2 separate regions of the Homo sapiens genome follow, and region 2 is linked to region 1. A link is an interaction called in ENCODE POLR2A ChIA-PET data of the cell type or tissue named here. Cell type or tissue: MCF 10A. All regions are shown on one strand. Links, peaks and the distances in the headings refer to the core of each region. The heading gives the core; the rest is flanking DNA.

The links. ChIA-PET counts read pairs that join two places held together with the same protein. Peaks named below come from ENCODE experiments on the same cell type or tissue, not always from the same donor. Only the 100,000 strongest peaks of a DNase experiment are listed, where the experiment ranks them.
Region 2: POLR2A ChIA-PET joins it to region 1 with 84 read pairs; 6 of 35 experiments call an interaction of 5 or more read pairs at or near these places.

Annotation. Positions count from the first base shown.
Region 1 is chr1:207,072,534-207,075,431 of GRCh38, forward strand. PFKFB2 (6-phosphofructo-2-kinase/fructose-2,6-biphosphatase 2) reads left to right here. Exons shown (of 15, transcript NM_006212.2): 15 at 1-2,898. Among named protein-coding and RNA genes, the nearest start is that of C4BPB, 15 kb to the right of the region's middle. In MCF 10A, for the core only: no CTCF peak of the experiment used is centred there; a DNase peak (open chromatin) is centred at 1,588.
Region 2 is chr1:207,018,696-207,021,635 of GRCh38, forward strand. It overlaps C1orf116 (chromosome 1 open reading frame 116), which reads right to left. Exons shown (of 4, transcript NM_023938.6): 4 at 1-2,940. Among named protein-coding and RNA genes, the nearest start is that of C1orf116, 13 kb to the right of the region's middle. RefSeq lists an enhancer at 852-2,051. In MCF 10A, for the core only: no CTCF peak of the experiment used is centred there; a DNase peak (open chromatin) is centred at 1,536.

The sequences.
Region 1 (2,898 bases), core at 110-2,609:
TTTATAGGACAACTTAAGCTGTTCTTCAGTTTGAAACATCTTTTCACCCAGGGGCAAGTTAGCAAATTGAGTCTTTTAGGACAGATTCTCAGATGGGATGATCTGGAGGAGGAGGAAAAAGATACACTCCCTTGGGGCTGAGCATGCCCCACACTCTTGGATCTTCTCTCTGTTCCCTGGTGTCTTCACTAATGTCCTCATGTTGGTGAAGTGTTGGGGGATGGAGGGCGGGTGAGCAGTCGGGGGACAAAAAGTCTATTTTTCCTTCACTTTTGTCTCTTCAATGTGTGTTTTCCTCACACTCCTTACTTGACTGCTTTCTTCCCCCACTTTCATGTCCCCTCTGGATTGTCCAGTGTAATGCATGGCATTGTGGTGTCTGTCTAGGAAGGAAGGGGTGATTGACAAGAGACAAGTCTGGCCCAGTTAATGCTTTCTGCAGTGGGTCTAAATGGATCTGGACTGGAGGAGTCTTTCCTTTCCTTTCTCCCTTCCTCTCCAGCCAGGTCCTGTAAGGGCCAGCCCAGACTACAGGACATCCACAGAATATTCTGGAGCTTGCAAGTAGACATAGGGTGAGAGTTCTTGCCTCCTTTCATGAGAAACAGTTCTAAGTCTTCGATGCCCTGGGAGAATCTGGCTCTGAGCATGTGGGAAATGTCTTGGTTTTTATTTTTAATTTAGAGTCAGGCCTGGGTCTTTTGAGGTCTGCAGAGTGGGGTTTAGGAGAGTAGGGTGGGCTCTAGCTCTTGCAGGGCTCTTAGAGAGCAGTCATGTCTTTTCTCCCATGACTCTCAGGTTCTTTGCCAATCACAGCAACTTTTCCTGCCAAAGCCAGTATCCTCTGGGGCTGTTTAGAAGGGCAGTTAGATTCAGGAGTCACCACTGATGTTTGAGTTGCTCAAGGCAAGAGGCAGAGAAGAGTTCACTAAAACTGCTTATTTTTGAATAATTTCAGCACACTGTCCTTAAGAAGAAAGAAACATCAAAACAAAATAGTTTTTACATGACCATTTTTTTCCCAAATGTGGAAAAGCTTGATGATGAATTTAATCTCTCTCATTGGAGTATTCTTTTGTTCATAAAGAGAAACTATCTCATCTTGATGTCCAGAGAAGTCCTTGGAACCCTGTGGGATCTAGCTCGTAACTGTTTGTATTTCTCTATTCACTTCTGTCATTTCATTTTCTTTGTAGGGTTAAACAGAAAATGTTTAGGGAAGAAATTCTTAGCCCCTTGATGACCATGATGGCTTATTCTCTTTCCCAATTTTGCATGCAAAATGTACGAATATATGTATGTTTTTCTGAGAGGCAAGTTTAGGGTTCTCATGGGATTTTAAAAAGAGATAGGTGACTCCCCACCTTAAAGTTATCTGCTGGTCTTTTAGAGGTAACCAGTGAGAAGGAGTTAGCTATTTTCCAAGGGTGTTTTCATTTGGTAATGGAAGACTTTTTGCTGTGGTTCTCATCCAGGAGTATTCCTTAGAATTGCCTTTAGGATTGTTGAATCATAAACATGCCTGTGTCCACCTTATGCTTAATACTGACTCAGAATCTCTGGGATCTGGGTCTGGACATGCATGTATTTAAGTAGCTTCCCGGATGATTCTGATTCATAGCTCGGGTTAAGAACTCCACCTTAGGAAGTTAGGTGGAAAAATACTGGATAGTAGTTTCTCAGACAAAAGTGTCAGCCTAGGAATTCTGAATTCCTCATAGTCCTGAAAGGACAGTTCTTTGGGTTTGATGTTTGAGCAGATCATAATGTTAAATGATATAACCCCCTGGAAGGCAGGCTGCTGTGTTTTAGAGGGTTATTCTAGGTTCTAGTCCCATCTTTAACCCTTTACATTGCTGAGTGATGTGGAACAAATCACTGAATTAAATAATTGTCTCTAGAGAGCAGCTGGGGATTTTAAGCACCCTGGAGAGAGGTGCAGACCCTGCCAGGATGATAAAGGTTGTCATCACTGGCAACTGACTCCTGACCCCGGGTCCTTTACTCGTATGTCCCAAGTAGGATACCATAGGCAGCTTCTAAAGGCTGCTTACCTAGATTCTTCTCAAAATTGTGTCCAAGATGTTAAGTAACCTGCTATTCCTGTTTAGTGGTTACATAACATGTACTTAGTGTCTTTGTGGAGCTTTGGGCTGGTAGGGGCAGGGATAGGGGAAAGCTAAACAGAAGTAGAAGAAAAGGTCCTTGTCCAGAGGAAGGTTATTTTAAGAGACAGGACATGTAATTTATAACAAATGGACATTTGCAATATAGCAACAGTCTGAGTCTAGAAGTGTTCAACCATCACATCGCTTCTCCTGACTTTTCTGTTGTCCTATGGCTATGAGACTACAGGGGTTGGGGGATGGGGATGCCCCCACCACCACCAGTGTGAGAATGAGATATGGTTGGGGAGGCGTGTTTGGCACTTTTACAAGGTTGCATTGTCCACATTTGCTTGGATGGTGGCATCTGTAGCCCAAATGGGCATTCAGTCTTTTCTTCTGCTGTGAGGTAAGAGTAATTCAGACCTAATGAATGAGAAGAGGGAGCACTTTGATCCACAGACTTTGGATTAACACTGTACCCACTCTTAGCAAAAGGGGACTTCTCTAACAAGCTAGCATTGTGTTAACCTGTCATTAACCCAGCATTAGAGACAGGTCACTGGGATGTTCATTCTGGCTCTCAGCCTGCTGTTATTTCCCCACTCTCACCTGTGCTAGTTCGCTTTCTCCAGAAGAGGAGCTGAGGTGGTCTTATCCTCAGATAGGACATGAGAAATTGGAATTTGGCAAGCAAGGGCTTCAGCATCCTTTAGTTTCTAAAGCAAGATCCCTTCAGAGAAGTCTAGCAGGAAGAAGCCAGGAGAATGTAGAATGGAAAAGAGCTCTTACT
Region 2 (2,940 bases), core at 178-2,677, 54 kb before region 1:
AAGTGATGGAGGCTGAATTTGAGCCAGATCTATATGCTCCATCATCACTCTCCTGGGGAAAAGAGCCTAGATGTGTTCTATCTGCATTCCTGCTTAGATTCTGCATGACTTCTCCTGTCCATCCCCTTGGCCCCCTCTCCTCTAGTCCATGAGATTACAGCTTTGCACACTGACAGGAGGGTCCTTCCTTCTTAGCCTACACATACAACCAGGTGTCAAAGGATGGAAGGGTTCATCTCACACACTCACAGACCATGTAGACTATTCAATCTACACCTCCAGCTCGAACTCAGAACATTGACAGGAACCTGCTCTTCAATCTTTCACCTCCCCTTTCTCCATGAAACGAACGTCAACATTCACACAGCAGCCCATCCCCAGCCTACAGGGCGGCCCCTGCCAGATCATGCTTCCCACTGTGGAAGAAGGCATGTACGAGTGAGTGGGCTCATCGGTTGACCTCTGTGTGAGATGGCACGTGGTCCTACCCTGCAGAGTCAGAGCACAGAATTCCAAGTGTAGCACAGGTGTGGCAATTCAGAAGAGCAGCTGTCAACACATCTGAGGGCACAGACCCCCCTATCATGCCAGGCTGGGAGAGGCCACTCCTGTATTTGGCAGGTGGCTTGTGCCCAGTGGCATCAAGGCTATGGCAGGGTATAGCAGAGATCTAAGGCCAAGTGGAAGTAGAGCTGTCGCTTTGATTTTGAAAATCAAATGAATGGCCTTTACAAACTTCCACCCACAATTCTTTGAAAAGGGATGAGTAACTCTGACCCTACTCTTACCTCCCTCCCCATCAATTCAAGCTGAATTAAGAGAAATCCTATGTGGATACACAGATACAATGACCTCAGCTCTGTCTAGCACCACTTTCAGGGAGGCGGATGTCCTCACTGGGCCCTCTTGCATCTCTTCAAAATGGGAATGACCAAGTTTGGATTTATTATTCTATTCTTGAATCCCAAAGACCATCCTAAGAGCAAAATATGCTCCTTGAAGGATGAGGATGTGGAGAAGCACGGTATCTTTAAAAAACAAGGGAAGGGAGTCTCAGATTAAGAAAACTGGAGAAATGGGCATGTCAGTAGGATGAGGATGCCTAGTGGCAGGTGCAGGATGTCTGTGACTTTGTCGTGTGTGGGAGAAATGACCTTTCTCAGGATGTGGGAATATAATAGGCTGTACTCCTGATGACCTTGACCATCCTAATCACACTTGTGTGATGCCAGGGCCCCAGGTTCCACCCAAGTTTTACTTTATAGCTATTCCCAAGTTTCCCTATTAATCAAGAAAATTAATGAATAAGGAATAAGGTGATCATTCTTCAGGTTATGGGTTGAAATAGACACAGAAATCAACTCAGCTGAATATAGCATGTGGAATCAGTCCTCCAGAAGGCAGCTTTCTCTCTTTCTGGGGGTGTATAATAAGACATAACTTGGCCGGTTGTGGGAGTCCTCATCAGCCGTGACAGACCAAGTCCTCACCCATGGCCAGGAATGAGGCACAGGCTTTTGGATGTGCGTGTATGAGCAAACGTACACAGAAACCGCCACACCCACACCTCACATACCATGACAGGGTGGAGTATTTGTTGTCCTTATGTTAACCTTGTCACCGTTTTCAGAAATTCTGGGCTTTGATGGTGCTGCGTCCATCAGGACACAGTCCAGAAATTCTCAGCAGCCTTAAAAGGCACCTTTCCAGCAACATTCCCTTCATCTGCCCCTCACATCTGGGCATCCTGGACTCCAAGCAGTTCACAACCATAAGTAAGATTTACTTCCTAAGGGGAAGCAGGAGTCATGTCTGGCCATGTCTCACCTCCAAGCTTGTATTTGCAAGCCCACACCACCCACCCATAATACCCTCTTTCGGCATTTGCTCAAGCTGCACAACTTGGTCACGGAATTTGAGGGGAGAGGTGTTCTGGTTAATGATGAGTTACCATATAGCTATCTTCCAAAGATAAAATTAAAAGCCACAGCAATAACTATTAGTTTGAACAATATTTAATCTCTGATGCTTCAGAAGGCACTTTGAGATCTTGAAGGGCCTTAGGGTTGAGTCTTTGATGGTGACTATGGCTCCTTAGGGTGCTGTGTGGATGTACAAGAGCACTGGCTAAGGAGAGGTGGCAGCATGCAACAAGGGTAAGAACCTCAGCTCTTTCCCTAAATGGCAGGCTGACCCGGGGTTAGTCACTTCCCTTCCCCAGCAGCACTGCGTCAGAGCTTCTCTGAGGCCCCTCTTACCTCTGATATTCTATTAAGACTGGCAGAGGATGTATTGTGTGGGTTTTCTATCACTGGAACTGAGAAAAATTTAAAACTACCTGCATCAGCACAGAGAAGATCTGAAACGGTTCTTGGGTGTTTATAAAGCCCGTGGGCTGGGCTCCCATCTTGATGTCAGCCCAGCCCTGGGGTCAGTGCAGACTGAGATACGGAGCAGGAAAGCAGGAAGAACGGGAGTAGCAGAGTCAGGGACGACAGCACAGTTGGTGATTGAATTTATCAAGCCTGTGGAGAAGGACTCTCCCTGGTGGAGGTAGTGGCATAAATATGTGGTCACTTATCCTGCCTTCTCAGACCAACAAGAGCTGTTCTGCTATCAATCAACCGAGAGATTGGGTTACAGGGACGTATCCTGTCTTTGGGACTGGTGATACTGAGAGGGCAGTGGGTGAAGAGATAACGAATCAGCTCCTCTTAGCCCAGGCCTTGTCCAGAAGGCTGGAACTGAGAGAGGGATCTGGCAAGGTATGAGCCAGTCTCCATCCACTGTAGGGATTCCAGGAGGCCCATATTTCATGTGACCCTGCATTTGCTGGATGTGACTTTTTTTCAAGTCATTGACACGTCCATTGTCTCATTTGACTTTTTGTCTCAGGCATGGCCAGCCCCTTCACTCAGCTCTCACTAGGCTGGACTCTAC